6 separate regions of the Homo sapiens genome follow, and regions 1, 2, 4, 5 and 6 are each linked to region 3. A link is a loop called in an ENCODE intact Hi-C map of the cell type or tissue named here. Cell type or tissue: OCI-LY7. All regions are shown on one strand.

The links. A loop is a pair of places that touch in the nucleus more often than their neighbours do. Peaks named below come from ENCODE experiments on the same cell type or tissue, not always from the same donor. Only the 100,000 strongest peaks of a DNase experiment are listed, where the experiment ranks them.
Region 1: it touches region 3 in a loop (4-fold over the local background); 32 of 110 quality-filtered maps call a loop at or near these places.
Region 2: it touches region 3 in a loop (5-fold over the local background); 3 of 110 quality-filtered maps call a loop at or near these places.
Region 4: a loop joins it to region 3, with 3 times the contacts of the local background. A loop is called at or near these places in 5 of 110 quality-filtered maps.
Region 5: it touches region 3 in a loop (7-fold over the local background); 13 of 110 quality-filtered maps call a loop at or near these places.
Region 6: it touches region 3 in a loop (7-fold over the local background); 11 of 110 quality-filtered maps call a loop at or near these places.

Annotation. Positions count from the first base shown.
Region 1 is chr6:14,709,368-14,713,367 of GRCh38, forward strand. All of the region lies in intron 1 of LOC101928354 (a long non-coding RNA gene), which reads right to left. Among named protein-coding and RNA genes, the nearest start is that of LINC01108, 430 kb to the left of the region's middle. In OCI-LY7, a CTCF peak has its summit at 1,888 (motif pointing left); a DNase peak (open chromatin) is centred at 1,854.
Region 2 is chr6:14,543,413-14,547,412 of GRCh38, forward strand. No RefSeq gene overlaps it. Among named protein-coding and RNA genes, the nearest start is that of LINC01108, 260 kb to the left of the region's middle. In OCI-LY7, CTCF peaks have their summits at 1,502 (motif pointing right) and 1,704; a DNase peak (open chromatin) is centred at 1,409.
Region 3 is chr6:14,209,164-14,213,163 of GRCh38, forward strand. No RefSeq gene overlaps it. Among named protein-coding and RNA genes, the nearest start is that of LINC01108, 74 kb to the right of the region's middle. RefSeq lists silencers at 672-721, 1,812-2,251 and an enhancer at 2,502-2,561. In OCI-LY7, CTCF peaks have their summits at 2,205 and 2,406; a DNase peak (open chromatin) is centred at 2,018; H3K4me3 peaks cover 1,578 bases; H3K27ac peaks cover 496 bases.
Region 4 is chr6:14,380,633-14,384,632 of GRCh38, forward strand. No RefSeq gene overlaps it. Among named protein-coding and RNA genes, the nearest start is that of LINC01108, 97 kb to the left of the region's middle. RefSeq lists a silencer at 1-100 and enhancers at 426-967, 968-1,511. In OCI-LY7, a CTCF peak has its summit at 1,788 (motif pointing right); DNase peaks (open chromatin) are centred at 1,949 and 2,889; H3K4me3 peaks cover 1,175 bases; H3K27ac peaks cover 2,395 bases.
Region 5 is chr6:14,278,633-14,282,632 of GRCh38, forward strand. LINC01108 (long intergenic non-protein coding RNA 1108) reads right to left here. Exons shown (of 2, transcript NR_108097.1): 2 at 1,495-4,000. Among named protein-coding and RNA genes, the nearest start is that of LINC01108, 4.8 kb to the right of the region's middle. In OCI-LY7, CTCF peaks have their summits at 2,309 (motif pointing left) and 2,508; DNase peaks (open chromatin) are centred at 49, 509 and 2,309; H3K27ac peaks cover 787 bases.
Region 6 is chr6:14,315,264-14,319,263 of GRCh38, forward strand. No RefSeq gene overlaps it. Among named protein-coding and RNA genes, the nearest start is that of LINC01108, 32 kb to the left of the region's middle. In OCI-LY7, CTCF peaks have their summits at 2,056 and 2,259; DNase peaks (open chromatin) are centred at 2,048 and 2,948.

The DNA of each region.
Region 1 (4,000 bases), 500 kb after region 3:
ATTTAACATGGCACCAATCACAACCGTGTTCTGGGGCCAAGAACACTGGCCAGCTTACCACCTTCTGAAACTCGGGTGGCTGAGATCCAAGGCCAACAAGACTGAAGAGATGAGTCGCAGCAGTGGAACCCAACAGCTGCCACTGTAATTCAGGGAGCGTCCCCATAATCTGGCAGGGCAGAGTGGAACCTGTCATCCCCAGGAATTAGGGACAATTCAACCTGCAACCCTCAGAAGTTAGGTCTCCAGTAACTGCTACTGTTAAGAAAGTCCTCTCTTGCCTCTTCCTGGTTTGCAAATGTTGCTAGCCCTCTTGGATTAGCGAGCTAGGCCCCGTCTCGGAAGCGAGGTGTGGCACTTCACCCAGCAGACACACCCTCACAGACAGTCCCCATGTAGATGACAAGAAAAAGCTGACAACCAACGGTCCCAGGCTCTTCCATTATGATTGAAGCTCATGGGAGCTCGGCATCACTTAAAATGTTCTGTAAAGTTCTCAGGATGGTATTTAATAAGGCAGCAATTCAGTGTCAGTTCAAAAGCCATTTGGGGTGGAAATGGAGGGTAAAGTTGAGATGTCATAAACTCAGTAGCTTCCAAATTTTATTACAGGCTTTTTCAGGTCTAACAATAGCAATTTGGAGAAGGGAGAGAAAAGACATTACTCAGTCTTCAAAAGTACACCCCAAACTCATGCGAACTGTGAGCTGACACTGCCATCTGCTCTCCCTGACATGTGGTGTGGGAAGCATGATTACCATTTTCCTCTAAGGCCAGCGTCCTCTTTAGGATTCTCCCTCTAGCACCGGGCCTAGGACAGTCTTAATCCTGACAGTCCAGAACTTCAATTTTACTATTCACTCAACAAATACTTTTCAAGCATTTATATGCGCCAGACACTGTTATAAAGTCTGGGATGTAGCAATCACTAAAGTAGGAAAAGTTCTGCCTTGTTGGGGTGTTTATTTGCTAGTTAGGGGGACACAGGAATTAACAAATAATCAAGTATGAATAAACAGACTATCAGATGGTGATAGGTGCTATGGAAAAAGCAAGGCAGATTAAGAAGGACAGAAATCATCCAGGCAGGGGTGGGGGGAGTGGGGGATGTGGATTATGTGGTGCGGTCAGGGAAGGTCTCACTGAAGAGGTAACATCTCAGGAAGACCCAAGCAGGGGAAAGAGAGGCCATGTAGAATTGCAGGGCAGGGTTTTTCAGGCAAAGGGATCAGAAAGGGCCAAGACTGTGAGGCAGGAGAGGGATTGGTGTGTTTACAGAACAGCAAGGGGCCAAAAGGAGCGAGGAATGACGGTGACAGTGGAAGGAGCTAAGACAGGAGAGGTGGCCGGAAGCCAGATCGCTTGCAACCTTGCAAACCATTTTAAGGACTTCACCTTTAACTCAGCACATCAGTCAGGGCCTAACCAGGAGACAGAAGCCACACCAGTTATTTTAACACGGCTAATTTAATATAAAGAATAATTTTCTAGGAATAAAGTCTTAACCAGGTAACTGAAAGAGTAAAAAGACAACTCTAAGGTGTCTTTCGTATAACAACTTCAGGAAGCTCCACCCCTGGGGCTGGCAGAAGAAAAAGGGGGCTGTCGGATAATTAAAATTTAGAAGCTTAGAAAACAGTCCCATGGGGCTAGAACCCAAACCTCAAAGATGGGGCAATGGCAGTCAGTGCTGTGGCCCTAAAAAGGCACAATGAGTCTGGTTCTTGAGTGTAGGAAAAATTGCAACGTAGATTGAACAGCTGCTACAGGAAGAAACTGCTGCTGCCAAGATGAAGCAGCAGTACTGGGGTGCTGCACACAGGAGCCACAGGCAGACAGGATACCCATGGGAAAGAGTAGGAGCCTCTCTAGCAACCCCTACTGGCTGAGTGCAACAAGGAGCCCAACAAAGGAGAAATGCAGTGTTCAGGGGCCCAGCATAGAATCAAGTATTGAAGGAAGGCTTTGGAGCTGAAAGATGATAACTTACTAACTGGAACTCTCTGAATGAGATAAGATTTTGAGCAAGGAAGTGACAAAAGCTGACTCACTCTGACATCTGTGTTGAAAACAGACAGTAGAGGAGCAGCAACAGTGGAGGAGGGAAGGAGTGGATGGATTCTGAATACAGGCATCCCACTGGATTTGCTGATGGTGTCCATGTGAGCTGTGAAAGAGAGGAGTCAAGGGTGACTCCTTCATCGAGGCCTGAGTAACTGAATGGAGACAAATTTACTGAGGGAGCAGGGAGAGCAAGGGGGCAAGAACAAGCTTGTTAGGTCAGCTTAGGTGTGAGGTGCCTGTTAGAAATTCAACTGAGGGGCTGGGCGCCTGTAATCCCAGCACTTTGGGAGGCTGAGGCGGGTGGGTCACCTGAAGTCAGGAGTTTGAGTCCAGCCTGGCCAACATGGTGAAACCCCACCTCTATTAAAAATACAAAAATTATCTGGGTGTGGCAGACACCTGTAGTCCCAGCTACTCAGGAGGCTGAGGTGGAAGAATTGCTTGAGCCCAGGAGGCAGAGGTTGCAGTGAGCCAAGATCGTGCCACTACACTCCAGCCTGGGTGACAGAGTGGGACTCCATCTCAAAAAAAAGAAAGAAAGAAATTGGACTGACAATGACAGCAGGCAGTTGCATCCCCAAGCCTGGGGAGGGTTTAAGTTAGAGATATAAATTTGAGGCTCACCCATCATATAGATGGATTTTAAAGCCACATGATTGAATGAGATCATGCGTGTCATCTCAACGTCACTTAGAATATGACATGGCTAAGAATCAGCTCTGGAATCAGAATGATGTCAATTTGAATTCAAACTCTATCGTCACTGGATTTTCTCAGATGTTCTAAGCCCTGATTCCCTCATGTGTAACCTAGAGATGATACTAATCATGCTGACTACACTGATCTTATGTACGGATTAGATTCAGTAACGTAAGGAAAGCCCTTACACCAGTGCCTGATATCAACTCTTATAAATAAGAGTTATTATCATTATCATAGTTTTATGATATTATTAGTAGTCAAAGATAGCCAGAGCCTAGAAAATTAGGCTTCTAAGACCCAAAAGCAAAGAGACCTGAATTGTACTAAAAAGACAACTTATTAATTGTAGGAGAAGATACAGTGGCATCTTATGTGAAATAGGTATATAAACCATGACTCTGAATTACTGTGGCTTTCCTTTTACAGATACATTTATTCGGAGTACTAAAAATTTTTTTTTTTTTTTTTTTTTTTTTTTTTTTTGTAGAGACAGGGTCTCATGTATTGACCAGGCTGGTCTCCAACTCCTGGCCTCAGTGTCCCAAAGTGCTGGGATTCAGGTGTGAGCCCCCATTCCCTACCTCAAATGGTTTCTAATCAGGCCAATTCTCCTGACCTGTAACAGAGCCTGCCCTAGCTCTCAGAATTCTGCTGCAGAATGGGCTAGCAGTCAAGTTTGTTCTTCTCCATGAGAAGGTTTAGCACCTGGAGAGTTGAGAGGTAAGTTTGATGTACATGAGGACTGTTCCTCTGGTTTGTGAATAACCAGCCAGGGAGTAAAAAAAAGATGCCAGACAACCCTCACAAAGGAAAGAAGGAAGGGAAAGACAGATCCACAAAACGATTCTAAAGGAACATTATTAGCAAATCCTTTAAAATACCAAAACTGAGTGTGCAGGGCAAGACCAAGATAGAAACAGAATGCTTGCCTGGGGACAAACTATGGAGACATCAGCATGTGCCTGTCGTGAGTGAGCTGCTGATGAGTCAGGAATGAGCACAGCCCCAGGGTGACTCCGAGACCCTGTGCACCCGTCACCACTCACTCCTAGTTGGCCTGGGAACAGAGCCCCATCCTCCATTAATTGTTCACCTCTCATTAAGCATTTTTGCATCAGGCAGCCATTCCTTTCCAAGAGCTCAATTGCAGGGTTATGTAAGGTTCTCCTGTATTCCTGGCCGGAGAACTGAGACCAGCTGCCTGTCCAGGGCGCTCCCTTCCTAGGCGGTAGGT
Region 2 (4,000 bases), 330 kb after region 3:
CACACACCTTGCCAACTCTACTTAAAAAATAAAAGCAAAAATCTTCAAGTATTGATTCATAAGGAGCTTGACGCATTAATGAGAACTGGTGTCAGTGGGTGACTTGCGCAGTCACCAAGGGGAGGAAGGCATCCCATTCCTCCTTGCTTTCCCCAGGGAGGACCCCAGGGATCACCTACCAAAAATCGTCAACTCAGCCTTCACATACGAATGCTTGGAACCTGGTGATCGATAATGACAAAGCTGATGTTTGTTGATCGCTGTGTAGCAGTCACTGTGCTAAGAACTTCACGTATATGGTGGGATAGTATTTCAAAGCAGGGTGTCTCAATCTTGATACTACTGACATTTGGCACCAGATAATTCTTTTATACAGGAGGTTTCTCTGTGCATTGTAAGATGCTTAGCAGCATCCCCGACCTCTTTCTACTAGATGCTGGTAGCATCTCACTCCCTCCCAGTTGTGACCATCAGAAATGTCTCTAGACATTGCCCAATGTCTCCTGGATGCCAAAGTTGCCCCCAGTTGAGGACCACTGCTTTAGAGTATAAATTGATGTGCCTCTAAATTGATATGTTGGGATCATTTGCCTCTAGTTCAGGCGAGCACAGAGACCAACAGCAATCCTTATCAGCTTTGACTTGGGCCATTCCGGGCCATTCTGCACCATCTGCCTGGAATTCTGGGTAACAGGGTCATGCCTCAGGTCAACCTTCCCCCATACAGCCAACACATAGCAACATGAGCCCCACTCATGAAGGACCACAAACATAATTAATTGTCCCCAAACCCCTGGGCTTTGGGTTTCCTGAGTTCGTATGCTTGGGAACAGCTGCTAGTGGACATAAAACGCTGGGAGAACCCTTTCAGATCCTGCCTTGCCACTAATTAGATGTGCAATCTTGCAAAGTGACTTAAGCTCTCTAAGGCTCAGTTTTCTTCTCTGTAAAATCAAGATAACAGCACTTTCATCACATGGGTTCTCGGGAAGATTAAACAGGATGCTAAATATAAAACACCTCCTCTTGTGCCAGGCAACATAGTAGGCTTAATCAATCTAAATTGTCTTTGTCCTCACCCTTATCTCCCCAAGACAAAGATAGGATTTTATCTGGAACAAAACCCAGTGAAGGGTATGTTAACGAATTCCATCAAACAGAGCCATGATATGAATGAATGGCTATATTTCCTTCCAAGCATGATTTTTGGTCTTGGCATAATTCAACCCCTTTTTGATTCTCCAAGTAATCTCTCTTCAACCGAGTACACAGACTTGATGAATCAAGGCTGCTTTTGGAGCCCTCACCAAGAAAGGTGTGGGCCCCTCTGCAGGTGTCTGCACTCCGATAAGCTTGTCAGCAGAGGCTTTTCAGAGCCTGCCTCATCTGTCAGATGTACAGGTGTGCCTGGGCTCAGCTTACACCCTGAGTCAGGGTCACGGTTGGCAAGATGGAGTTTTTCCCCAGGGATGGAAGCCTTATCAACTTGAATAACAACCTGCTGCAGCCTGGTGCCTGCAGAGGGCAATGAATAAGCTTCTCTTTGCCCTGCATCCAAAAGCCAAGAGCCAGTGCACATTCTCAAGGGAATCAGATTGGGGGTGGGTTCTTGGTAAAACTGAAGATTATCAGGCCAAAAGAAACAGAAAAATAGATGGTAGCTGCTTAGTAAGCTTTTGTGTCTTTTAAGGTTTAACTGATTAAGAAAAACCTAGAAGATTCTAGACTGGAAATCCAGTTTTGGATTGCCTCTGCTCTTCTCTCGGGCATGCATTTTCCTGAGTATCGAGAGAGAGAGAGAGAGAGAGAGAGAGAGAAGTAAATACATATGATGCTGAAATCTGAAAATCTTTCTAATGGTTGCAGTTGAGAAAATCATTTTGATGAAAGAGGAAGGTAAAGCTTTTGGATGAAATGGAATTTGGGAGTAATTCAGATTTCATTTATTCTCTTTCTTGTTCTCTCTTTAAGTCAGTAGGGCCCTCTAACAGTCACTGTAAAATATTCTGCCTATAGCAGTTTGCTTTATCCATAGTTGCTGTGATACAGTTATTAGAGGAAGCACAGCCAGTCTTAGGAGGTAGGCCTCTCTCTGGTATCACCTGAAGAAGCCATTTGAGGATTCTACCCAAGATCCATGGAGGAAGAGTCTCTGTCACCAGCCTGCTGTGACCCAGCTGGGCTGGAAGCTTGGCTGTGTGAATATTGTAAAAGTTGCATGATTTGAACGTAGACTCAGCTGGGCTAATGAGGACAGGACTTCAGATAACCATGTGACGAGATCACTCTCCTTCCACAGAATAATGCCTCTTGGGGATGGTGGATGGTGAAGTATATCAACATTTAAGAGCTGAAAATAAAAACTTTGTGTTCCCCAGGAAAATGATGAAATCACCCAGAACCCAACTGAATATCAGCTAATAATTAAGAGCACAGACTCCATAGTTTGCCCTGCTTTTAAACCCTGGTTAGCTTACTAGTTATGTGAGAACTTGGGTAGGTTACTTGCTTATTCTTTGCCTCAGTTTCTCCATCTGTAAGACAGGGAAAATAATGGTATCTGTATTTGTTTTTTAGAGCAACTGAAACAAGTCATCACAAACTGGGCAGCTTAAGCAACAGAAATTTATCCTCTCACAGTCCTGGAGGCCAGAAGTTCCATAGCAAGGTGTCAGCAGGTCCATGCGCTCTCTCTGAACGCTCCAGGAAAGACTCCTTCCTTTCCTCTTCTAGCTTCTGGTGGTGGCCGTCAAGCCTTGGCATTCTTTGGCTCACAGCTGTATCACTCCAATCTCTGCCTCTCTCACCACATGATGTTTGCCCTGTGTCTGTGCCTTCTCCTCTTACAAGACACCAGGCATATTGAATTTAGCACCTATCGTAACCTAGTATGACCTCATTTTAATGTAATTACATTTCCAAAGATCCTATTTCCAAATAAGGTCACATTCTCAGGTACCTAGGATTAGGACTTCAATACGATCTTTTCAGAAGACACAGTTCAACCCACAGTAGTACCCCATGGGATGTTGTGTGAATTAAGTGAGATAATATGAAAAGAGCTTAGACCAGTGCCTGGAACATAGGAACATGAACTACTTATTCTTTCTAAACCTTACGATAAGCTCATAAGGGTGGATCTTATTGCACTTCTTCAACAGAAGAGAAACCCTAGGCTGGAGGTGAAAGAAATTGGCCTAAAGCCACCCACGTAGTTAGTGGTACAGTTCAAGTTTAGAGTGGCTTGCTCTAACTCCAGAACCCAAGTACTTCTAATAATCTATTACTCCGTACTCCTTCTAGAGCGACTTGGCTTTCTAGAACAAACCAGTTTCTTCATACTTTCCTTATAAAACTCACTTTCCAACCCTGGGGTTCTCCTACTTCACTCTCCTGCCACCTGCCACGAATTATTCAAGTTCAAATTCACTACTTTAGAACCCCCAATTAAAAAGCACTCAGCTAGAATGGCGGTGATTCTTGCATATATCTTTAACCAAGCTTGGCCAACCCACTCTTGCAAGCCACATGCAGCCCAGAACGGCTTTGAATGCAGCCCCCCAAAATTCATAAACTTTCTTAAAACATCATGAGATTTTTTTGTGATTTATTTTTAGCTCATCAGCTAGCAATAGTGTTAGTGTATTTTGTGTGTGACCCAAGACAATTCTTCTTCTTTCAGTGTGGCCCAGGGAAGCCAAAAGATTGGACCACCCCTCCTGCCTTTAACCCTTACTCATTCTTAGTACAATGTCAGGTTTAACCAGGACATCAAAATAGACTGCAACATTTCCTTACCTCAAGGGTTTATGGATGAGAAACATCAGCCAATTACAAATGAATTTACAATATGCCGGATAGTATTCTAAGTGCTTTAACAAATATTGACACATTAAATCCCCCTGACAACTCTGTGAAGGAAATATTGGTTTATTCCCATTTTACAGATTAGGAATATGCAGACACAGAAAGGCTAAGATCACAGAGCTAGAATGTTCCA
Region 3 (4,000 bases):
AGTGTGGGGGAGGTGACTATGGAAACAGGGTGATTTATTTTCATTTCCTTTCTTCACGGTTCCATTTCATTCTGCAAATTCCCTGCTGCAATGCTGTATCCCCAGTATCTAAGCCCAGGCCTGGCAATTAGAGCACAATACATATTTGTGGATTCAGACTTTCAAATGCACGTCCTTGTGACATCCTTCAAACAGTGTACTGGTCAGGAACTCAAGAGTATGGTACATTTAAAAATCAAATACTATATCAAATTTGGAGAAGCATAACCATTAAGGTAGTGTATTTCAACACTGGTAGGTGCACAAAGCCTGCTCTCTAAAAGAAGCAAGTGGCCGGGTGCGGTGGCTCATGCCTGTAATCCCAGCACTTTGGGAGACGGAGGCGGGTAGATTACTGGAGATCCGAGTTCAAGACCAGCTTGGCCAACATGGTGAAACTTCGTCTCTACTGAAAATACAAAATTAGCCAGGCATGCTGGTGGGCACCTGTAATCCCAGCTACTCGGGAGGCTGAGGCAGGAGAAGCACTTGAACCTGGGAGGCGGAGGTTGCAGTAGGCCAAGATTGCACCATTGCACTCCAACCTGAGCAAAAAGAGCGAAACTCCATCTCAAAAAAAAGGAAGTAAGGGAAGTAAGTAACTCAGCTGGCAGGGTCTGAATCAGAGTGGATCACTTTCTCTGAGCTGCCCTGGCACAGCCCAATTGTACCTATGTCTCAGGCATGGTCCCCAGTGTCAGCAGACACACTGATCCTGGTGGAGGGAAGTGCACATCGTGCAAGGCATTCCCATAAGCCACCGGACAGGTGTTCAACTGCCCTCTGGGTAGCCTGACCCTGAATGAGTTTAAATAGAAACAAATAAAACCTAGGATCAGAAGGTTCTTATATTGTACTTAAAGTGGTTAGCATTTGTAGTAGGTTATCAAAGAATATTGTACAACATCTTTCCCTAGGGAACTTTAAGAATAGGATGGCTAGATCCTGCAGTCTGAGATATTTTTGTCTCTATAATAACACCTTAGCACGGTATCACAGCTTATAGTACGTGCCTCGAGGCCAGGCATGGATTAGATACCCTTCTGAGGCCATCTGCTCCCTGGATTTGTTTCAAAGGAATGAAACACGAGGTGGAAAGGGAGAGAGATAGAGAGCTAGAGAGAGAGGAGAGAAAGAGAGACCGATCCACGGACCCTATTAACAGGGTGAAATCTGCCTAAACTAGGAAGCCAGAGGAGTAAGACCCTGATGGAAACCACGCTTGCCTGTCGGTCCTGATTTTGCCCCAGTCCTTCAATACGCCTCTCACGGTTTGTGCTACGGTCTTCTGTGCGTTCAGGGGTGGGCTGGTTTATGTCAACATAGTGGGTTTACTGTAAAAATCATTATTGGTACTTTTGGATGTGGCTTTTCTATTTAAAATAATTAAAACCAACGAAGCTTTTTCTTTCTGACCCAATTCCTGGCTGTCCTCTGCTTTGGTGTCTTCAGGCCAACCCTGGGCTCTGGGAAGCTCTAAGGATGGAGCCTGTCTCCTCCACCTGCTACACGCAGGGCAAGAGGGCCAATGCGCACCCCGCCACGGCCAGGAGCCTCATTATTCTTTTTGTTTTAATTCCCCTGTGTGGATCCAAATGGCAGTCCCAGGCCCATGGATAAGCAACAAGTGGCTGGAGGAGGGACAAATCGGGCTCTCCGCGTCGCTCCCCGCCTGCTTCCTACCCGCGCCGCCGCCCACTGCCCCGTACAGGGGTCGCAGCCGTGGAGCGTGGGAATGGGACAGTCCCATTTTACAGCTCTCGTTCATCCCGCCTGCGGCAGGCGGCTCCTGACAGGGAAGAGCAAGCTTTCTGGACTTCCCCACCCGCGGTCCCACCGGGCCCGTGGCGCGCCCACGCCTCCTCCCGGGCCCCTTACCTCCCGCGCGCGGCGGGCGCACGCACCACCTGACTCGCGTTCTCATTGGCTGCTGCCTGTTGCTAACCCACGTGACCGGAGCCGCGCGCCCCGCCCCCGCGGGCTCCCGCTCGGCCGGCGCGTTCCTGCGGGCGTTCGCTGGCCGGCGTCGGGCTCCGAGCCGCGGGTCGCTCGCCTCGCCGGCTTCGCCCCGCCGCGCCGCTGCCGCCGATGCCCACAAGGTGGCAGTGCCGCGCTGCGTGTCCCGTCGCCCGGGTCCGCGCGAGCCGCGCCAGGCGGCCGGTGCCAGCGCAGCCTCCCGCAAAAGTTTCCCTGCTCCGGAACGGACCGGGGCATCGCACTCTCCTGGCGGGCTGGTGACAGTCCTCCCGTTCTCGGGTTGCCTCGGGGCGATTTGCACTTCACAGCCCCGCTGGCGTCTCCTGGCGTCCCGAACTTGGGGCCTGTCACTGAGGCAAGTCGATGTTTTCAGGAGTGTTTTGTTTTGTTTTGTTTTAGGATCTGTACGCTAATAATTGATCCTAAAGAGGCAGGCAGACACCCCGACAGCGACACCTCGTCTCTCTTCTGGGCGTCCGGCTGAGCTTGCCTCACTGCAGAAGCAACCGATAGCTTCCCTTTGCGCTGGTGGAAGACACAAGCCAGCAGCCCTTCGGAGGGGCCTCCCCGCACGCGCCTCTTGGGATCCTGACTTGCTTAGGAAGAGGAGGGCACGGGGAGCCTCCTGCTCTGCAGCTGTCCCCAGGATGCCCTTAATTCCCGGGACAGGAGAGATAAGCTCGTCTGACCTCAGTTGACCTCGCCGCAGGCGCCAGGCGTCCTCATTTACTGCGAGGCATTGGGGAGTCTACTTTTCTCTCTGCTCCCTGGGATTTTTTTCCTTACGTCACTTTTTTCCTTGTTGGCTTGTAGCTGGTCTGATGTCCCCTTACTGCTATCTAAACCGCCCCCCTCTACTCCCTGCTCCCACCTAGGCACGCGTTTGCCACTCTCCATTTTTCCTTTAAAGAAAACGTTCTGAGAGCCCTTTGAACCCAGCTGACCCTGGGAAAGGGCAGGTCCGTGGATGTGAAGGCAAGTCCAGCAACTGGGGCTGCACTTACCTACATGTGAAAAGGAAAGAGAAACACACCTTGCCTGCCCATTGTCTACACCACGAAGCCCGGATTCCATTCCCTGGTAGTCAGGCCTTTCACACTGGGCTGCCCTCCAGGTAATATCCAAAGATGCCCCCAGCCTACTCCAGCCCCTAACAGGACACTCAAAGGGACTCTGTGTTCGTGACTGCTGGAATTTCTGCTGAGACCCCAACACAGAACAATATATGGGTCAAACAACTCCCACCCCCATTCTCAAGTGAGGTATAGACCCTCTCTGGGGTGTTGTTAAGGGACCGACACCAGCCTCGCCTTGGGGTGATACGATAGGAGGCTAAGGATGCAGGAGAGGCCAGCAGTGGGTCTTTCTTTTTAGAGAGGTGTCTATATGTTTTGCTTCTCCACCTACCTCAAGATAAATGACTTGGGCTCCAGAGAACTCCCTGAAGAGCTTTAGGTGTCTCCTGGAGTTTGGGAGGTGTAAGGACAGATGCAACCTGCAAAGCAGACGGCTGTTTGCAGTGGCGAGAGAAGGAGGTATTTGGAGCCACCTCTTCTTCCAAGAGCCAGTGAGTTATACATGCACTAAGTCTCCCTAGAGGCAGGGTGGACCCACATCCCCCCACAGGGGCGAGGTGAGCAGCACATGCCAGGACCTGAGGGTGACGAGTGAGTGCCAGCTAACAGGGGCTACCCATGTCCCAGAGCTGCAGCTGGTGAACTGGCAACAACAGGGGAAGAGGATTGAGAAAACCCAGAAAAGCATCCGCAGAAGAGCCAGCATGTGCACATCTGCCACTCCCAAGGGCACCAACCCCAAATGCAGCTGAATCCTCCTTGAAGAGCTTTGTTCTTTGGGCCCTGAGAAACCTGCTATGGCCTGAATGTTGATGTCCCCCCAGAATTTGTTTGTGAACGCTAATACCCAATATGACAGTATTAAGAGGTGGGACTTCTGGAAAGCGATGAAGTCATGAAGGTGGAGC
Region 4 (4,000 bases), 170 kb after region 3:
CTGGCTTGCAGCGGGACAATAGGCTAGAACGTGGGTTTCATTCTTTTCCATCTGAACAAAAGCAATGTCTTTGCTCCTCGAGCTCCAGGGACTGTGAGGCAGGGGAGCCCTTTTGAATGGTCCCTGCCACCACACACTTCCCAACTATCGACACCGGCTAGATAGGTAACAAAAGGGGAGTCAAAGGTAATGAATCAGAATTTGCAGAGTTTAGCTGCTATGGGTGTGGGAGGGCCCCCAGAGAACGGCCAACGGACCCGATCCATTTGTATCACTTGTTAACCAAAATTGTCAGTGACTTTGGAACAATTATTGCCTTCCTGAAACCAAAACCTGCACAGCACAATAACTCTTGAGCCTCCCTTCTCTGCATTAATAATCATGTTCATGGTGCTTTACTTAGCAGGTTACAATGTTGGCTTACTCTCAGGCTCTCTGCAGTGAACAAATTAAAGAGGCTTGCTCTGTTCCATGAAAATACTCCAGCTCAGCCTATTCATTTTCCTAAATGCTTCTCCACTTCAAATTGGCATTCCAGCCATGTGGCATATATTTTTTAAAAGCCATCGCATGGGTCAATAATGTTAAACCCTTACCCATGACAATAATTTACTCTCATCGACTGTGTACATACACAGAGAAGAAATACACACATAGTGTGTGTGCTCATACTCTGATCCCTTTGGTGTCTCTCAGCATTGTGGACTCTCTCTTCCTATTGTGTTTCAGTCTTTTTTTTAACTGGCGGTCTCTTTCTCCTGCAAAGAGAGATTACAAATACAATCCTAGAATTGTAAATAGAACGGTGGCTGCCTTTTGTTCGGCTTCCTGTCCAAGTTGTTACAACCTTTGTCATGGTAATGAGCCATCAGAATTTCATAGCCTGAATACCCTCTCCACTCTTCCAGTTTATTGTGTGCCTAAATTTGGATGAGTTTATGGTCTCCGTCAGTGCTGCCCGTGGATAAAGACAGCTGGAAAAGTTGACCCGCTTTAAGACGACCAAAGGTTCTTCATGGAAGTAAAAGGTTTACTGGCAACACAGGAAATCCTGAGAGCACTGTCTGGAAATTTGGACGGGGTAATATTCACCTGCCAAGGTTTTCCATCAGGTCTTGAGAAAGGTCGGTGGGTTTTCTACCCTACTTAACTTTTCCCCAGTTGTGACAGAGTAGCTTTTCTCTTTCATTCAAGGGATGTGTGTTGAAAATCTGTTCTGTACTAGGCAGTGGATGCACTGAGGAGAAAAAATAGGGCAGGCCAGGAACACCGAGGCACAGCTGAATACATATTTATGCCAGTGCAAAGAAACAGAAAACTGGGTTCATCTTCATACTGAACTTCATATGACTCAGATCAAATTTCCTCAGTGAGAGCCCATTTACAATAGCCATTATGCTGATGAACATGCCACCGGCTTCCCCAGTGAATACCCAATGAATACCCATTTCTGAACTTGCTCGATAAGAACACGGCTGAAGGTAGATTCCTACAAGGTAAATTCCTATTACTGTCACTTAGGTTGTGGCTTTAGGTAACTGATATGTACGTGACATCACATTATCTACGCTACAGTACTTTAAAGCAAATGACAGATGTTGTAACAGTTTACAAGATGACCCATCTATATTTGATTACTGACAGGCATGAATAATTTACTTCAATATTTCATTAAAATTGTGCCCTGTTAATTAGATGGAGGGTTTTTTGTGACAAAGCACAAACTGCTGGGGTGGGTGGTCTGTGAGGTTGTAGAACATAAAAGGGCTTTTTATTCCCCCAGCAGATGGGGCCCCGCAAGGATAAAAGAGACTTGAGAGCCACTTAAATTGGCCTCAGGACCCTCAGTGTTGAAGCTAAGTGCTGGCTGTGGTTAAATTTATGTAAAGCGCCTAGCACAGTGCCCGGCACCCAGCAGCTGCCGAGAGCTATTAGGATTTTTTTTCCCCAAGTGTTGGGTGTGTGTGGTTAGAAACTTAGTGCCATTTCCAAGCAGGTGTGACTTTCAGTTAAGTGACTTCCTGAGTTTGTATGAGAAATCATTGGTGAAACCCAGAATAGAACTCAGAGTCTTTGCATTCGATTTCCAATCCCATCCCTCTTCTCACTGGGTTGCCTGCCCTCCTTCTGCATGGGCACCTTTGCCAAGAGAGAATGAGATTCTCAAAGCAACTAAAGTCCTCTGGTAGTTTTCAAATGGCCAGTTCTGTCCTCCTCTCAAAATATACTTTGCTCTTGTATTTCCAGTTTCAAAGTAGCAAAATGCAAAGTCCTGTCTTCCTTCCTTCCTTCCTTCCTTCCTTCCTTCCTTCCTTCCTCTTCTTCCTTTCCTTTTTCCTTCCTTCCTTCCTCCTTCCTTCCTTCCTTCCTTCCTTCCTTCCTTCCTTCCTTCCTCCTTCCTTCCTTCTCTCCCTCCTTACATCCCTCTACAAGTATCAGGCCGTGGGGAGCGGGAAAGGAAAGAAAGAAAAGGAAAAAAGACTGTCAAGTGTTTTTTATCATGCAGATGTATGTTGGGGGCATAGAAGTGGCAGGGATTGGAGACTATAGCAGAAGGAGCCCAGGCTCATCTGCTGCTAAAAATAATAAAATTCTAACTTCAGAAAATGTTGAAATATGGCTGGCGTGGCATTGTTTTTGTTGCCTTAGGAAGATACCCTCACTTGACCAGACGATTAAGAAACCTGAAAACTGCGTGTTACTGAACCAAACTTTGGGTCACCCACTCAGTGAACAGAAAAAGCCAAAAGCCAAAAACGAACACCACTGGTATTTGCAGTGAAAGAGAGGCATGTATTTCAGGGTGCCAAGCAAGGAGAACTGGGCAGCTAACACTTAGGACTCAAACTCCCAGACGGATGACAAGCAAGGGTTTTTACAATTGCAACTTCTGCTTTCCTGAAATGTACTTTGAAATGGACATTTAAAGGCATTAAATGTATAGTTGCAGTCGTAACCAAGACAAGGAAGGCATGCAGCCAATACAAGGAATTGTAAACCAAAACAAGGAAGTTACCCATTGGTTTGGCCCTTCGTAGGGGGACATCTTGAAGCAGAGGCTTACAGGTCAGAGGTGGATTCAGAGATTCTTTGATTTGCAATTGGTTAAGGAAGCAAAGCTTTGTCTAAAAACTTGGGGTTAGCAGAAAGCTATGTTTAGTTTTGGCCTGAGGGTGTGACTTTCTCCAGGCACCTCAGGAGGAAATTTAGAACAAAGAACATCAGTTAGAGTTCAGTCCTCAGTGCCCCCTTATCTGAGGTCTATGTGACGGTGGTCAACATTGTCTATCTGGTGGGGCTCCTGTTTCTGAAAAATAGCTCAAGGATACGTCAAGATAATATCTTTTAGTTTCTATAGGGAAGCAAACATCTTGTGACTCTGGCTTACTTGGTGGCTATTGTTTAAGTTACTATTATCTTCCTGCTTAGCAGGTTATTCATTTACTTCCTTAATTGCTGGTTGTAGGGTTAGCTAGGTGCCTGGAATTTCCCTTGAAGGGACTCAAAATTTTCCCTTTGTTTTTTGCTAGGTGGGGAGGTGTAGCTTGGAAGGCTCCTGAGAGGGGTTCCTGCTGTTTCATACACTTTCTCTGACCAGGCTTTCCTGAACTGGGGATAAATAGCGCATCTGCAAACACAGTGATGCCACCAGGTCAAGGTCAACACTGATATCTCAATGGCTACTAGGCCCATGTCTAACAATTCCTCATGCTTTACCCTGGCCCGTAAGCTAAAAATGTTAGGCAAAACATTGCCCATTCTCCTGCCTGTCCTCTTCCTTCTCTGGTCTGCTCCCCTCTCTGTGGAGAGGAAACTCCTGATTTGCTGAGAAGTTTCTCAAAAGCTACAGTGCAAATCACCCTAATTGTTTGCTAGATGAACAATGATCACTCTAACCTCCTAATTAACATTGTTAAAATCTGCTAACAAAGGACATTTAACAATATCTTAATTAGGAAGGATTTCCAATTTGTGATATGGAGCATGTTAGACAAACAGA
Region 5 (4,000 bases), 69 kb after region 3:
GCTCACAGCGTCCTGGTCCCTCTGATCTTTGAGCTGTAAAGCCCTTTGTCACATCCAGGCTCCCTAGCAACAGCAGCCATACAGGCATGTGGTCAAGAATGGATGGGCACAAATGCAGCTTAGGAGAGGAAAGAAAATGTATCTGTTGTTAAAGTGCATACAATTCTCTACACACGTTAGAAGTTTCAAGCGGCTTTACAACATCAGTTTTGCTAAATCCGGCAATCCTATAGTGTCATTGGCTGAGTATTCCTGAGCACGTCTTACACATGCCAACCAGGGTGCTCACTGAACAGAACTAATTAAAGAAGAATAAAAAAAGATAAGGAGACATATTTAAGCTTCAACTTCTGAGTTATTATAATTAACAAGCAATAAGAAAAATGATATTACTTGTTCCTCATCTTGTATTTGTTACATCCTTTTATTCTAGGCACCTTCCCCACCTCCTGCATGGTTTTGCCTTTGAAGGAGCTTGGGCAGAAGTGCTAAGTCAACAGCCTCTGTTAGTAGATTTAGAAATAAGAAAAGAGGCCAGGTGCAGTAGCACAGGCCTGTAATCAGCACTTTGGGAGGCCAAGACAGGTGGATCACTTGAGGGCAGCAGTTTGAGACCAGGCTGGCCAAAATGGTGAAACCCTGTCTCTACTAAAAATACAAAACAAATTAGCTGGGCGTGGTGGCGCACACCTGTAGTCCCAGCAACTCGGGAGGCTGAGGCACAAGAATTGCTTGAACCTGGGAGACAGAGGTTGCAGTGAGCCAAGATCCCACCACTGCATTCCAGCCGGGGTGACAGAGCGAGACTCCATCTCAAAAAACAAAACAAAACAAAAAACCAAAAAAACCAAAACCAAAAACAAAACAAAACAAAAAAACCCCAAAAAACAAAGAAATAACAAAAGGCCTGTCAATTAGTTGAATTATCTATAAAATATTTCTTTTGCCTTATATGTCTGCAACATTGAAAAGATACAGATGTAACCTATTAACAGATGCAGGTTGCTATAAAATTACGTTTCTTTAAAATTTAAAATGCACACCTCCCTCCCATGTCCCCATCTGTCACGATCAACAGTTCTGATTTAAAACCTACACTTTGAAATTCGACTGCTTCGAATTATGAGAACCACGAATTTAGGTAATTGATTTCTTCTCTCAGATTATTCAGTGTATACCCTGGAAATATGATTAATTAGGCTTGCCTGTATAACAACACATACTGATTTGAGAAAAACTAATGCTGTGTTTAGTAACCTGGACCTTTAGTTTGGTTCTGCAAAGAAATTTCTTCACACTGCTGGGTGTATTATCTTTCCCTCAGTAGAAGCTGAAATTGCATTTGCTAACTAATTGTTGGTTCACTGTTTAATGGCAGGGGAGAGACCTCAGCCGATCAGTGAGCAAGTTAGCTAAGCACCTATAATGTAACAATCACTGTTCCCTACTGTCTTAGTCTGTTTGTGCTGCTATAATGAATGACCACGACCTGGGTGGAGTAGACAACAGACATTTATTTCTCACAGTTCTGGAGGCTGAGAAGCTAGAGATCAGGGTGCCAGCATGGCTGGGTTCTGGGAAGGGATGGCTTCTATTATGTCCTCACTTGGCCTTTCACTGGTGATTGCAGGCAGAGAGGGAGCAAGGGATCTAGTGTCTCATCCTCTTGATAAGGTCACTAATCTCATTATGAGGGCCCCACCCTCATGCCCTCATCTAACCCTAATCACATCCCAAAGGCCCCACCTCCTAATACCAGCACAGTGGGGATTAGGGCTTCCACATATGGATTCTGGGGGCTACAAACATTCAGCCCCATGGCACAGGCCACAGAGAAGCAAGGATAATTGAGGACCACGAGGTCCTCTGGGACTCACGGTTCATAGAGAGACAGATAAAGAAGCAAGTACAGTGTTTGGAAAACAAACAAAAACCTACAAAGAGTTCTAGAGGATTGTAGAGGGAATGACCCTTTTCATAAGCAAAGATCAAGGGGCTGGAAGGATGTGTGACATTTAGGAAACGGTGCCCAGTCTGACTATAATGGTGGTGGCTGCTGCGCCTTCGGCCCCCTTTGCCTATGCCATTGCACAGTTGCTGCTCCGATTATGATTGTCACGCCTGGCCTCACTAACCAGTTGTCTTGGGACATGGTTCTGCCCGGCGAATGCCGCCTCTACAACCTGTGCTTTTTCCAAGGTCTTCTTGAGGAGCCAAAACAAGCTCCCCAGAGACAAGAAAAGAGCATACACTGAGGACCGCCCGCTCTCTCCTGGTGACATATCAGACTGGTGTCTGAGGAGGGTGCACTCTCCTGCCACCTGCAGGACACGGGGCCACCCTTGGGATGTGCCTGGTGCAGGAATGCTGGGGCGAAGGGGACTTCACTGGGCAGAGGGAGCCTTTGGGTATGGGAGGGTCTGGGGTAGAGGTGGTGGACCTCATCGGTCATCACAGACGTGCCCTGGGGATGCTGGCGCCACTCCAGCCGCGTGGTGGGCAGGCATCAGAGATCCATTCTAAAAAGATAAACAAGGCATGGATTTGGGAGTGTGGGAGGCAGGAAGGCCGCGTCCCGAGCCATCAAATGCAACGGCGCCTTGATGTGAAGTAGGGGAGACTGAAGGCAGAAGTGTCCCCTCTGCCTTGCTGAAAACTGGAGCTGCTGGGTGAAGACAGGGTGATTACCCACGTCTGACTTTCCTTTTTATATCTGGGGTGCCAGGGCTTAACGATCCCTCCCCCTACCCCCATTTCTCCAGGAAGCCTTGAAATCCTTTGCCAAGCAGGGCACCAGAGTTCCTGGGGCTCGTCTGCAAATTAGGTCCTCACCAGCATCCTCCTTTCATTGTGGGACCTTCTCATTTCTGCGGCATTTTCCATCACACCAAAACCTAAGACTAAGTACCCTCACCATCCTAATGTACCTAATGATTGTCTACACCTCCTGAAGTTTCCTGTCACCTTCTCTTCAAGTAGCTTTGCCATTAACTGGGTCCCTTTAAGCAGGTTGCTGAATCCCAGTTTTCACTTCTATAGCAAGAAGGACTAGAATCAGATAATTTCTAAGATCCCTACCAGGTAAAGAGGAGAATACCAGCATCCACTCAGACTTTTCCTACACATATTGGCTCCTGTAGAAAGTAAATTGAAAGGAAACGGGAAGGAGAGACGGCACGTATTGAATTTCTCATTAGCCCCACTGCCTGGTTCTCATTAGTGAGCCTTCCGGGTTACAGGCACAAGGGCCAGGACTTATTTTCATGGCTGAATAGCACATGTGAAATGTAGGCGATTTCTAATCCATATTATATGAGCTCCACACTTTGCTATCTTATAAAGTAATGGGCAACGCTCAAGGAAAACCCCATCAGAATGACGGGCTAATCCTTCAGGGGGAAAATATTGCTGTTCTGCATAAGCTTTGGCTCTCTGCTTAATTAATCCCTAAAACTTTCAGGCCTTAATGAGAATAATTAGACTTGACAGTACTGAGCTTAATGCACAACTACAGACAACAAAAACCGTGTTCGGTTTATAAGCTTCCCAGAGCTTGCTGAAAGACAGGCTAATGTTATTTACAGCGGCCCCAGTGAGGGGCCGGACGAAGGTTCGGACTGGAAATGTGCTTGGCTCTCCCTGAGGACAATTTCTCTGAGGAACGGGGTACTATAGCCCCCTTTTGTGGCTTTCCCTCCATAACAAACCGTGGTCTAGACAGGATCTGGCTAGAAATTCCCTTATTACCACCCCGGCCAGACTCCATTTATCATCACCTTGAACGTAATGCTCGCGCAAAACCTCCAGGCCTCTCCCGTTCACATAACGAATCGAGGGAGGCAGAGCTCTTACGGCGCTCCAGCCAGTGTCTGCCTGCTTCTGGAAATACCTCATCTTCCAGAAAAGCATTCATTTGTCAACAGAGGGATAATGCTAAAACCTTAAAGACAAATCGGCCAGAAGGCAGGGATGGGAGAAGCAGGCAGGGTACAGCCCGGGA
Region 6 (4,000 bases), 110 kb after region 3:
CGAGGTGGGAGGATTGCTTGAGCTCAGGAGTCTGAGAGCACCTGGGTGACATAGTGAGATCCTATCTCTACAAAAATGAATAAATAAATAAAAATTAGCCTAGTATGGTGGTCCTAGCTACTTGTGTGGCTGGGGTGGGAGGATCACCTGAGTCCCAGAGTTCAAAGTAGCAGTGATCCATGATCACACCATTTCACTCCAGCCTGGACTATAAAGTGAGATCTAAGAAAGAAGGAAGGAAGGGAAGGATGGAAGGAAGGAAGGAAGGAGAAAGAAAGAAAGGAAAGAAAGAAAAAGAGAAAGAAAAAGAAAGGGAAAGAAGAAAGGAAGAAGAGAAAGAAAGAGAGAGAGAAAAAAGTACCCAAACCAGCAGTATCTGAGAGAGGGGATCTAGCACTATTCATTACTAGAGATCCTGGGTGCTGAAGCTGAGAAGGTTCTCTGTCCCCTTTCCAGGGATTCTCAGTAATCCCTGTGGTGGGGGTGGGAAGGCAGATGACAAGCAACATTCATTCTTGGACTTCAAAGAGCTGGGAAGACTGGGACTTCCAAGCACCCCTGGGGCACTGCCTATGCAATATTTGTCAACGACATTTTCTGCTAATTAGGCCCCTTAAAAACAAGCAGGGTTGTAAGTGAGGAACAAGGATCTATCCAGAAGGGTGGGTGGTCCATCCTGTGTAATGATGGGGCGCTCCAGTCTGTGAAGCGTGACACTCCCTTTATGTTCCTTCCCTCTGCCAAGAGTAACAAGTGTGTTTCCTACACGAGGATTAGAATTTACTGGAAGACCGTGGAAAGCCCTAGCACCAGAGACTGTCCGGCTAACATGAATTCCCTCCTGGACTGGTCTCATTTGGTCTTTTCTGACACCTGGAGCAAACTCTACCCCCACCTTTCCTTTTGTCAAAGGACCCTCTGTAGTCAGAAGAGCTCTGGACTGAGCAGGAGGCCTGCGTTGCAGGCCCCACTGTGCTACCAACAGGGGCTGTGTGTGAGGTGGGCTGTGGACGGTCACCTCGTGCTTCTGGACCAGATGCCTTCTCCCTAAAGTCCTTTCTCTTCGGTTCTTACAGCCATGGCATCAAGCATAAAGAGCAGGCATACAACGCATAGCCTTGTGCCATCACATGGGCACACCCTCACACATACCAATAAACACACACAAACACACACGCACACACACACAGACACATGCACACACACACTTCCTTTCAGTGCCCAAGTAAGAAGACAAACCTATCTTCAAGGTGAAAAATAAAGGCTCAGACTATCCTTTCCTTCAAATTCACCCAGGATGCCCTTTCTTGGGGCACATATGCTGCAGTGAAAGGAGAGCAGGCCGGGCTTGCTGGCTGTGTGGGTGCAGCTTCAGTGCCTGGCCCAATCCTTTCCTCCACGCCATGCTCCCTGCGTGTGTCCTTGGGCAAGCCACTCTCCAAGGGCCTCAGCATCCTCTGCAGTCCGGGTAGCAGCAGTTCCTGCCTCACAAGACTTTCGTTAGGATTGCTTGTGTCCATACATTGGTAGCTCCTAGAACAGGACCTGGCACCTGCTAGCAGCGAGAGTGATGTGGTGGCTCTCATTACCTCACCAAGCCATCTCTGGGTAAACCTCTGGCTTTTTTTTTCTGCTGAGATTTCTTTCCTTTTCATCTCAGCTCTTGGTCCTGCCAACTTAGGTTAAGAAATGTACTGACAAGAATCTTTGAAAATTCCTAGCAAAAGCCTCTTCCAGCACTGCATTAGTAAAATCACATTTCAGTCTCTAAAACAAACAAAAGCGGCCAGCCCAAACCTCCCCCGCCCCCAAAGTCACTTGGAAACACAAACATTAAGAGTGTGTACTCTGGTGTTGGAGGTGATTTATGATTTGGGCCTAGGGCTCTCCTCCCCCAATAATAAGCACAGAAGAGGAAGGGGTGATGGCTGGCAGGAGTTTCTGTTGGAGAAGTTTCTGCTAACAGTGGCTTTACTGTTAGGGTGCTGCCCGTTCCCCAGAACTGGGGGATGTCAGCCCATCACAGGAAACCACCAGGAGAAACTGCCTGGGACAGGCGCCATCTGTCTGCAGCTCTGTCATTTAGATAGTCGATAGATCAATCCACTGGGGCTGAGCCACAAACAGAGCTTGGCTTTGATATTTAGGAAGAGGAAAGATGCCTGACAGCTCCTTTCCAGGTTACATTTACACTCCTTGACTGTCCTTTGCTATTGTTTCTAGAAAAAAAAAATACTGATTGTGAAGTGTTCCTTTGGTGTTTTCTGTTAGCTTACAAATAAATTGGGTTTGAATCTAGTCTCACATTCACACACACACACACACACACACCCCCGAAAATAAAGCCCTTCCAACAAATTGCTTACATGCTGAGGCTCTGTGTTCCAGCAAGCCTTCAATTTATTTTAATGGACAAATAATAAATCCTTCCAAAGGGGGTATTTAGAATGGAAATGCTGATAGGTCCTTTAATTGTGACATGCTGCCAGGCACTGCTTTGACACGGAGTGCTGCAGTGTGCCCGGGGGATTGGATGGCATGCATCAGGACCACGGTGTTGGGGGGAGGGGGACGCAGAGCTCAGATGCTGTGCCTGGGCCCAGTAGTCTCACATTAGTGCTGGAATCAGCAGCACGGAGCTGTGGGTCCCAGGCTCATCAGAAACAACATGTTGTACAACTTGTTTTCAAGGAACTGACATTGTCATGGTGTTTGCAGTGTGTGTGCTGACTGATCCTCTGCCCCCCAGGTGGGTTCCTCAAGTCTTTCTTGGACTCTGTGGAACGTTGCTAATATTGCTGCTTCAAGTCATAGGATGTTAGGGGTGGGAGGTACCATCTGATTTCTAAAAGCATCAGGCTGTGGAGATAGAGTGGTCCAGAGAAACAGCACAATAGCCTGATGTCTCAGCTGTTGCCCCTCCCACGCAGGTAGGATCGCTGTCAAGGTCTCACCCTGTTAGGTCTGGACGGCCCCCATCTGTAGCGGTTTGTCACTAGCACCTGTCATTGTCTTCCTCTCTAGTTGCTCCTAGGTGGTGACAGCCTCTGCTCCCTAAGTTGCCTGAAGATTTCTCCCCACCTCCACTGCCCCCTGTTCCCTGGAGAATGCCACATCACCCAATGCTCCCTGAGGTCTGGGGGCTTAGGATGCCAGTGGGGAGCTCCCTCCCTTGCCTTCTACTGGGGACATGGACTGCAGGGTGTGTGCCCTGTGGTGTTACACAACTAACCTCTACCAACTCACGGCCACACTGACACAGTTGTGCACCCACTTATACCCTCACTTGAGTGCTGTATCCCCTGTTCCTTCTCTCCCCTTAGTTCAAAGCAAAACCTGTGCAAGTAAGATTCTGCAAATAGAATTATTTTGGATTTGCTCACAAGTGATCAGACACACTAAACTCTCCCTTTGGGTTCAAAATAGTATTCCTGAAACATCTGTAAGGAGTCCAAGGCCCAGAGAGGTGGAAATGTAATTTTAAGTATCAGGAACATCAAGTTTTTTTATTTGGACTGGTCTAAATATCCCTTTCCCTAAGCCCCTGGTGGCCTGCAATGCAGGGGGTGAGAATTAGACACCTGTGCACCCACTTGGGTCTGGTCTCTCCCCTCTGATCCCAGATTGACACATGCTTTGAGAGTGAAACCTCTTTCCCTCCTCCTTCAAGGTGGATCCCAGTGTACAGGCATGCTTGGGACCTATCTCCTAAGTTCCCAGCTTCCTTAACTTTTCCCTGCATGCTGAGGAAGGGGCATTCAACATCTCGGAAGTCTCTGGGCATTTGTTATTGGATTCTTGTGAGTTTCTGATTTAATCCATCAATAGAAAACATCACAACTGATGATGAAAAAGAGATTGTCCCAAAGAATACTTGCTATCTACAGAAGTACGAACGCTGAATGGACAGAGCACATGGATTGCACTGAACTAAGGGACAGAGGTAGGGAGTATGGCTGATAGACATGGCTTCACATCCCAGAATCACCACTTATCCAGG